Linked DNA regions of Mus musculus: all the other regions are linked to region 3. The links are chromatin loops, found by intact Hi-C in ENCODE. Cell type or tissue: heart. All regions are shown on one strand. Region 1 has its middle 19 kb from the start of Gm40153. Region 2 has its middle 9.4 kb from the start of Gm40153. Region 3 has its middle 18 kb from the start of Gm6135.

Evidence for each region. A loop is a pair of places that touch in the nucleus more often than their neighbours do. Peaks named below come from ENCODE experiments on the same cell type or tissue, not always from the same donor. Only the 100,000 strongest peaks of a DNase experiment are listed, where the experiment ranks them.
Region 1: a loop joins it to region 3, with 2.1 times the contacts of the local background. A loop is called at or near these places in 2 of 42 quality-filtered maps.
Region 2: it touches region 3 in a loop (2.2-fold over the local background); 2 of 42 quality-filtered maps call a loop at or near these places.

What each region holds. Positions count from the first base shown.
Region 1 is chr3:133,681,091-133,683,590 of GRCm38, reverse strand. No RefSeq gene overlaps it. Among named protein-coding and RNA genes, the nearest start is that of Gm40153, 19 kb to the right of the region's middle. In heart, no CTCF peak of the experiment used is centred here; no DNase peak of the experiment used is centred here.
Region 2 is chr3:133,671,557-133,674,056 of GRCm38, reverse strand. No RefSeq gene overlaps it. Among named protein-coding and RNA genes, the nearest start is that of Gm40153, 9.4 kb to the right of the region's middle. In heart, a CTCF peak has its summit at 1,205; a DNase peak (open chromatin) is centred at 776.
Region 3 is chr3:133,772,163-133,774,662 of GRCm38, reverse strand. No RefSeq gene overlaps it. Among named protein-coding and RNA genes, the nearest start is that of Gm6135, 18 kb to the left of the region's middle. In heart, no CTCF peak of the experiment used is centred here; a DNase peak (open chromatin) is centred at 982.

The DNA of each region.
Region 1 (2,500 bases), 91 kb after region 3:
CACATCTCCTCACCTAAGACTAGGAGGCAGAGCTCTGTTTCTGGAGTCAAAAATGACACAGCCCATTTGGGATCCATTAGATCTAGCTGGGTACTAGAAAAGCACAAAAAAATGTGACATTCCCAAGCAGGAGAGAGAGAATGATGGAGAGGGAGGAGAAAGCCCAGTGGACAATAAGGAAAGGGTCTAATACTGGGGTCTGATATCAGGAAGGGGGAGGTAAGTAGCAGAACATCCAAAGGATCAGGTCAAAGTCTGAGCAGGGAGAAGTACATGGATAGCTACGGTTACCCACTGGGACCAGAAAGCCTGGAGTTCTGCAGCATCTGCTGAGTGCAGGGCGGTGCTGAGGGAATGAGAGTCTGCCAGTCTCCCCCCATTAGCCACAAGTCAATGAGGGGCCTAGAGCCTGCTTGGAACTGCTTAGTCCACCTTTGGTTACAATTTCCTTTCTTCTCCAGATACTTGAGCCAGAGAACACCAAGGACAAAATAGTTCATCATCATCATCATCATTTATTACATTTTATTATCAAAGTCAGTCACGTGGTCAGGTAGGAGGCAAAGCCAGAAGAAAAAAAATCTAATCTTTAATTCCAATTTAGTATTTCTCACTGAACTGTAGTCCCTCACTCTCTCATTTATTTCCCACCAGCTCTAGTCTGCTATTCCATCAGGAAGCCACATTGAGGAATGGATTATTAGAGAGCTAAACCAGCCTGAGAGATTTGCCTTTTCCACACCCAGTCTTTCTTCAAAGCCAACGTGCTTTCCAATTGGAAAGTCTTGGGGTCTTTAAGAAAGGAAAGAGGAAAAGTGAACACATGGAAGAGAAGACATAAGAAAACTGAACAAAGACAGCTGGCCCAATCCTGCTACCTCATGAACTCACGGTACCCACTGGGAAGCAGAGGCTCTTATGGTGGCCTAGCTGATCACAGCCAGCTAAATGCTGGCTACGCAGTAGAGTGCTAGGAGACCTTTGAAAGTTCCCCATGCCCAGGACAGTCAAATCAGAATCTCCTGTCAGGAAATCCAGGCAGAGGGATTTTCAAAGCTTCCCAGATGATTCAAATATGCAGAGTCACTAACAAGACATGTTAGCTCTCCAGGGCTCAGGTGTACCAGCTGGGCATAGCAGCTTTCTGGGGGAGGTTCTTTGACATCAATATAAAATTAAAGTAGCCATAGGAAATAAAACTATATTTTAATCATGCCTCAGATTTTATTGGATTCCCCATATTTTTTCTCTCCAGTTTTTTGGTTCTCTTTTGTGCTCCATAAAATTCTAAAGACAGAACAGTAATGCTAATAGGATGAATGCTATTAATAATTAGAAGTGGATGTCATTACTTGACCATCCTTGGTAGACTCCCTGGAGCAGAAATAAGCTATGCTCCCTTCTACTGGCTGAACTGTCAGTTCTTCCTCTCTAGTCATCCAGATGAGTACTGCCTCCATTCAAGGCTTAATCTATGGAAATCACTCTCATGGAAGGAATCTCAGAAGATGTCAGCAAGATGACAGCACTGACGTGCTCAGCACATTGTATTGCCAACACACACAAAAATCGTAAGTTGGTTGTTGCCAATGACGAAAAAGACCTGGATGACAGAACCAGATAGACAGCACAGTTCACAGAGGAGGACAGAGGGGCAAGAATTCATGCATGCATTTGGCAGTCCACAGTATTATGATGGCGTCCCTTCCTTACACAGGTGAGGACTTCTCTTTGACTCCAGTGCAGTAAACTAGACCATAGTTCAGGGCTATGTTTCACTGTGTGAGTTGGGAGGGGCAGTGTGGTGTGATGACAGTGGGACCTGAGTTGGGTGATCTCTGACAATGTGAACAAGGTTTTAAACCTCAGGTTTTTTTTTTCAATCTGGAAAATGGGAATGATGATGTCCAGCTCACATGGTTATTACAGATTAGCTTACTTTCTTGTAGCTATTCTTGGGGATTTGTGGCCTGCCGAGTTAAATTAGGGTGTCTTGCTGTTGGGACCCAAAGGCCATAGACAACATGACTTTGATACGGATATCTGGTAGAAGTCAACCAAGTAAAACATGACTGACTCGGGACATTCGGGGAGCTATGAGTTGGCACTAAACAAATGACACTAGGAGTCCTGGGAACCTCAACATCAACAGTGATGCATCCTGTTACAGAACTGTTTTGGCAGAGTTCCCACATTGTAGGATTCAATATAAAATACAGCTTTGGAGTCAGAGGCCTATGCCTGCCCCTTTGCCTTCACCATCCTGCTGTGTGTTTGCCCATAGGTCTATGTAGCTACTACTATGTGACCTGTGTGCAGCCTATCTGTGTGTAGCCTGTGTGTACTAGAAAGTTCCTGGGTACCTACCACTGCCTAGAAACCTTTGCCTAGAGTAACAGTGTAGGTATTATCTGGCATCGACTCTTCAGTTTCCCCTCAACCCTCCTGTTCAGGCAATAGAACATGAACCTTATATTTGCATGAATATGAATAAGAAGTT
Region 2 (2,500 bases), 100 kb after region 3:
GTTAAAAATTCAATTATATGATAACACAAAATACATAAAATTATACAAATTTATAAATAAAAAATGGTAATAATAACAATGATGCCATAGATGAAAAGCAAAAGAGAGGAGGGAGGGAGGGAAGGACAGAGGGGAGACTGGTTCTTTTCTCTTCATGGACGCTGCAGACTAATTACTTCTTACTTCAGTAAAGAGCTTCCTTCTAACCTGGTATGTTGGCATATGCCTTTAATTCCAGCACTCAGGAGCCAGAGATAGCTGTGTTTTAATCTAGTCCATATAGGAAGTTCCAGGCTAGCCAAAAGTACATAGTAAGACCCTGGGGGGAGGCAATACATATACATATGTATATGTATGTGTATGTGTATGTGTATGTGTATGTGTATGTGTATGTGTATGTGTATGTGTATGTGTATGTGTGTGTGTGTGTGTGTGTGTGTGTGTGTGTGTGTGTGTTTAAAACTCCCCCACTCCCCATCCAAAAAAAATAAAAAACAAACAAACAAACACTTCTCAGCTAATGATCTTAGGATGGATTGCAGCTTATCTATCAACTGTTATTATGCTCACAGTTATCTACACTAAAGAACTCCATTTCCCAGAAACCTGTTTCCATATCATTCAAAAATAGATTGTGCCAATGAGACATTCATAACATTTGGAAGAGAAGTCACTTTTCTCGGAGCAGCTGTTGGCAGGCGAATGAGATCATCGTTGGCCGCACTGCCTGGCTGCCGACACATCTCCCAGGAATCACCTGCTATAAGCGGGCTCTGAGATCATCAGCAAAAGTTTCCAGTGGCCACAGACACCGGCCTGAGAACAACTCTCTGCAGTGCTCCTACAGCCAGGTTCATAAGCAGTGGCTACCCTGCCGCCCTCCCTTTTCAGATCTGCTGAAAGGGAAGCTTCCAGCCCTCATCTACAGCTCTCCTATGGCGAGGGGCCAACATCTTTCTATCCAGAATATTGGAGAGATTTTTGCTCTAGACAAAATCTGAACATGCCACAATAAAAATGTTCAGTCAGTGCATTAATCCAGGGATTTAAATCGTTCATGTTTGATACTTGCTGGGCCCTGTGTTACACATGAGAGAATTCAGTGGCAAGCCAACAAGCAGCTGTCTCCACTGTGTGTCTTCATTAGCTCAGTGAAGAACAGATTATAGAATATAATGGGACCAATGAGTATACACTCTAGTGGCTCCTTTGAGGTATGACAGGACTTCTTTTCAAATGGTGTAAAATAAAAGTTGGAATGGGTACATTCTTACTATCACCACCACCAGTTCACACAAGAAAGAAATTCAAGACAAATTAAATACTACATTACAACCAACAGAAGTTTGGCAGAAACCCTGGAAGTATGACTAAGTATTTTTAATGCGTCTGAATTGTATGATACTACAATGGCATGAAGCGTGTAATAAGACAAATACTTCATCTTCATCCATGGATCATCTGCAAACTTAAAAACAGTCTTCATACATATATTTAAATCTGATATATACTTAAATTTTATTTAATTTTATATTTCAATCCTATAAATATATTTATAAGCATTTAAACCCTTAGAATTCAGTATAGAGGAGACAATATGAATGCCTCCTCTGGGTAATTCTAACCAGGAAAAGACAATGTGGAATTCATAGCCCATCAATTCAATGTGGCAGCCCATCGCTAACACATTTATCCATTTTATGTTATAAACTACTTAGTGTTAGAAACTATCGAACATTTGGGAAAATTAGTTATTTTGGTAGGAACTTGAAAAAATTGTGGATGAACAACTATCTGGCTTTAGTCAAGTGACAGTAAAACAACAAAGTTCATATAAATCTTCTTGGCTCTTTATATCTCTTCAAACCTGTGTCCCCAAATTCTCAGTATAATCAAAGGGACCTCTTGTCATCTCTGTCAGGTACTTGGCTGCCCGACGTCTGGTGACATTGCTGAGTACCAGAAGTAAGCTTTGTTCTTCACAACCAAGACTCTACCAGACATTTGACTATTAAGACATTTTGCTGCATAGTTTGTGTGCATTGCATCCTGCAGAGCATAAGAGAGGAAGATGTATGTGGTCTCTGTCCTGGGGGGTATTAACGTGGGGGTAGGAGCTCAGAGAAGCTGTAGTCCCAGGAGACAGAAGCACACACAATGAAATACAGGAATAACTACACCAAACACAGTTGGTGTGTGTTTCCCACAAGACACACCAGCAAGCAAGATCTAAAGAATGCCTTTGAAATGCTTTGTTCTAGAACCAAAGCTAGTGAGTGAAATAATCAAGAAACAGAAACAAGCTTGGGAAAGCCAGAGACGTCCACGGCTCTTCAGTCACAGGGACTGCAGAAGATTCAGGGTAGCATACAATAATGAGTGATAACACGGATGATAAAGTGATAAAATGAAACAGAATATTTTACAGATTTTATAGGCCCAATATGCTAGGGTAGGAGGTTTGAACTTTGTGCAGAATTTGAAGTCCTTGAGTATTCTA
Region 3 (2,500 bases):
TTTAGGAAATTTCATTTGAACTATACCTTCACAGATAACATACACATTGAACCCAGCCAAACACTTAACTGCTTTTCCTAATAACCAGTGTCTGATGAGTATCAAAACCTCGAGATTTAATTGGCAATGCTCTCTACCAAAGGAGTGAGCTGCTAACATGTGTTTATACACAGGAAAGGGCTCTTTACCAGGCTCTGTGAAGTCCCTGTCTCTTGCACCACTAGTGATGTATTGCCATGAAGCCTGGGTGGTCCTGTCAAGGAGCAGATGAAGTGTTTCTTCCTTACATCTAGGTAGACATTCACTGATAACTAATCACTCTCTCCTGTTCACATGCATTCCTTTGGAGATGCATTTATTCACAAGATGTTCTGCGGGCAAAAGTGTCAAGTCACGCTGGTTCTCCAACAAGAGCTGGGACAGTTGGAGGAGTAGGGGACGTCTTCAGGTTATTATTTAATTCTTTCCCTGTACTCTCGATGATGACGGCAGTGCTTTGGAGAAATCAGAACATCTGTCCACGTAGAGGCTCTTTCTGTACTATTATCACTTTTGATAACCTTATACAGTGAGAAACAGTTCTCTCCCATTTTTTGATTCACCATATCAAACTTATAAATTGTTTCAATTAAAAAGAAAATATTTGCCAAATGGCTGCTCTGTGAGCTATGTGAGGCCAGCATAGCTGAGAAGCCAAAGACCCCAGACTCCCACGCTGGCGTTGCTTCTGGCCAGAACTTATTCACCTAACAATAACTGGTAAAGATTTCTGCAGTGGGAGCTGTTTTCTTAGCAGAAGTATAACTCAGTGTATGCCAGTTAATGCTGTTCATGTAGAGCATTGCCTGCATATTTTAAAAAATGCAATTCCAATGACCTTGTTAGACACAGGAATTGAGTTTGGACTGACGTCTGACCTAGAGCTGAATTCTGCCAGTAATTCAGGACACTGGCAGAGATAGGAGAGCTGTGGCTGCTGGCATGACTGACGCCTTGGCTCAGGTTGAGAACTGACCTGCCAGGAGCTCTGTTGTTATATCTAATCAAATACATGACTAATTCATAGCTTTGAATGTACCTGAAACACTCCTGATATACACAGAATAGGATTGCTACATGACAAAACAAGAACATATTCCTAAAATACCATCATTGCCTTGGTGAATTGGTCCTTGGAAAGTTCACAATACACAACAGATGCTCACAGAATCTTTTGGGTTCCCAACATAGAAATATACTTCCAGGGCCATGATGCCAACACAGGGCAAAATCCCTGGGATTCTTTCAGTCGAGGGATTTGGTGAAACTGACTGACCTTCAGAAACATCTTGAATTTGTTACTGTTGCATAAATGGCTCAGGCTTCCCATTGCAGACTGGATTACCTAGGTAGATCATCCCTAAGACTGAAAACAAAATCCTGCATAGTCAGAGGGGTTCAGTAGAACTTGGAGCAGTCAGTGATGCAGCACAGAAATCATGTCTTCCCCCTTCTTGCCTCCTGGGCAGCTCTAGAAACTCATCTATAGGTGAATAGTAAAATGCCAGTATCTGTTTAATAGCTGAGTAGTACTCCATTGTGTAAATTTACCACATTTTCTGTATCCATTCAGCTATTAAAAAGAATGAATTTATGGAATTCCTAGGCAAATGGGTGGACCTGGAGGGCATCATCCTGAGTGAGGTAACTCAATCACAAAAGAACTCACATGATATGTACTCACTGATAAATGGATATTAGCCCAGAAACTTAGAATACCCAAGATATAAAATACGATTTGCGAAACACATGAAGCTCGAGAAGAACAAAGACCAATGTGTGGATACTTTGCCCCTTCTTGGAATTGGGAGCAAGGCACCCATGGAAGGAGCTACAGAGACAGAGTTTGGAGCTGAGACAAAAGGATGGACCATCTAGAGGCTGCCATACCCGGAGATCCATCCCATAATCAGCTTCCAAACACTGACACCATTGCATACACTAGCAAGATTTTGCTGAAAGGACCCTGATATAGCTGTCTCATGTGAGACTATGCCGGGGCCTAGCAAACACAGAAGTGGGTGCTCACAATCAGCTATTGGATGGATCACAGGGCCCCCAATGGAGGAGCTGGAGGAAATACCCAGGGAGCTGGGGGGATCTGCAACCCTATAGGTGGAACAAAAATATGAACTAACCAGTATCTCCCCCCAACCCCCAGAGCTCATGTCTCTAGCTACATATGTATCAGAAGATGGCCTAGTCGGCCATCAGTGGAAAGAGAGGCCCATTGGTCATGCAGACTTTATATGCCTCAGTACAGGGGAACACCAGGGCCAAGAGGTGGGAGTGGGTGGGTAGGAGAATGGGTGTGGGAGGGTGTGGGGGACTTTTGGGATAGCATTGGAAATGTAAATGAAATAAATACCCAATAATAATAATAAAAAAAAGCCAGTATCTGTGCTTTCAAAAGTTACAGGGTAAGAGATAGAAATAGTCCCTTGACTGTCAAGGGTTATAT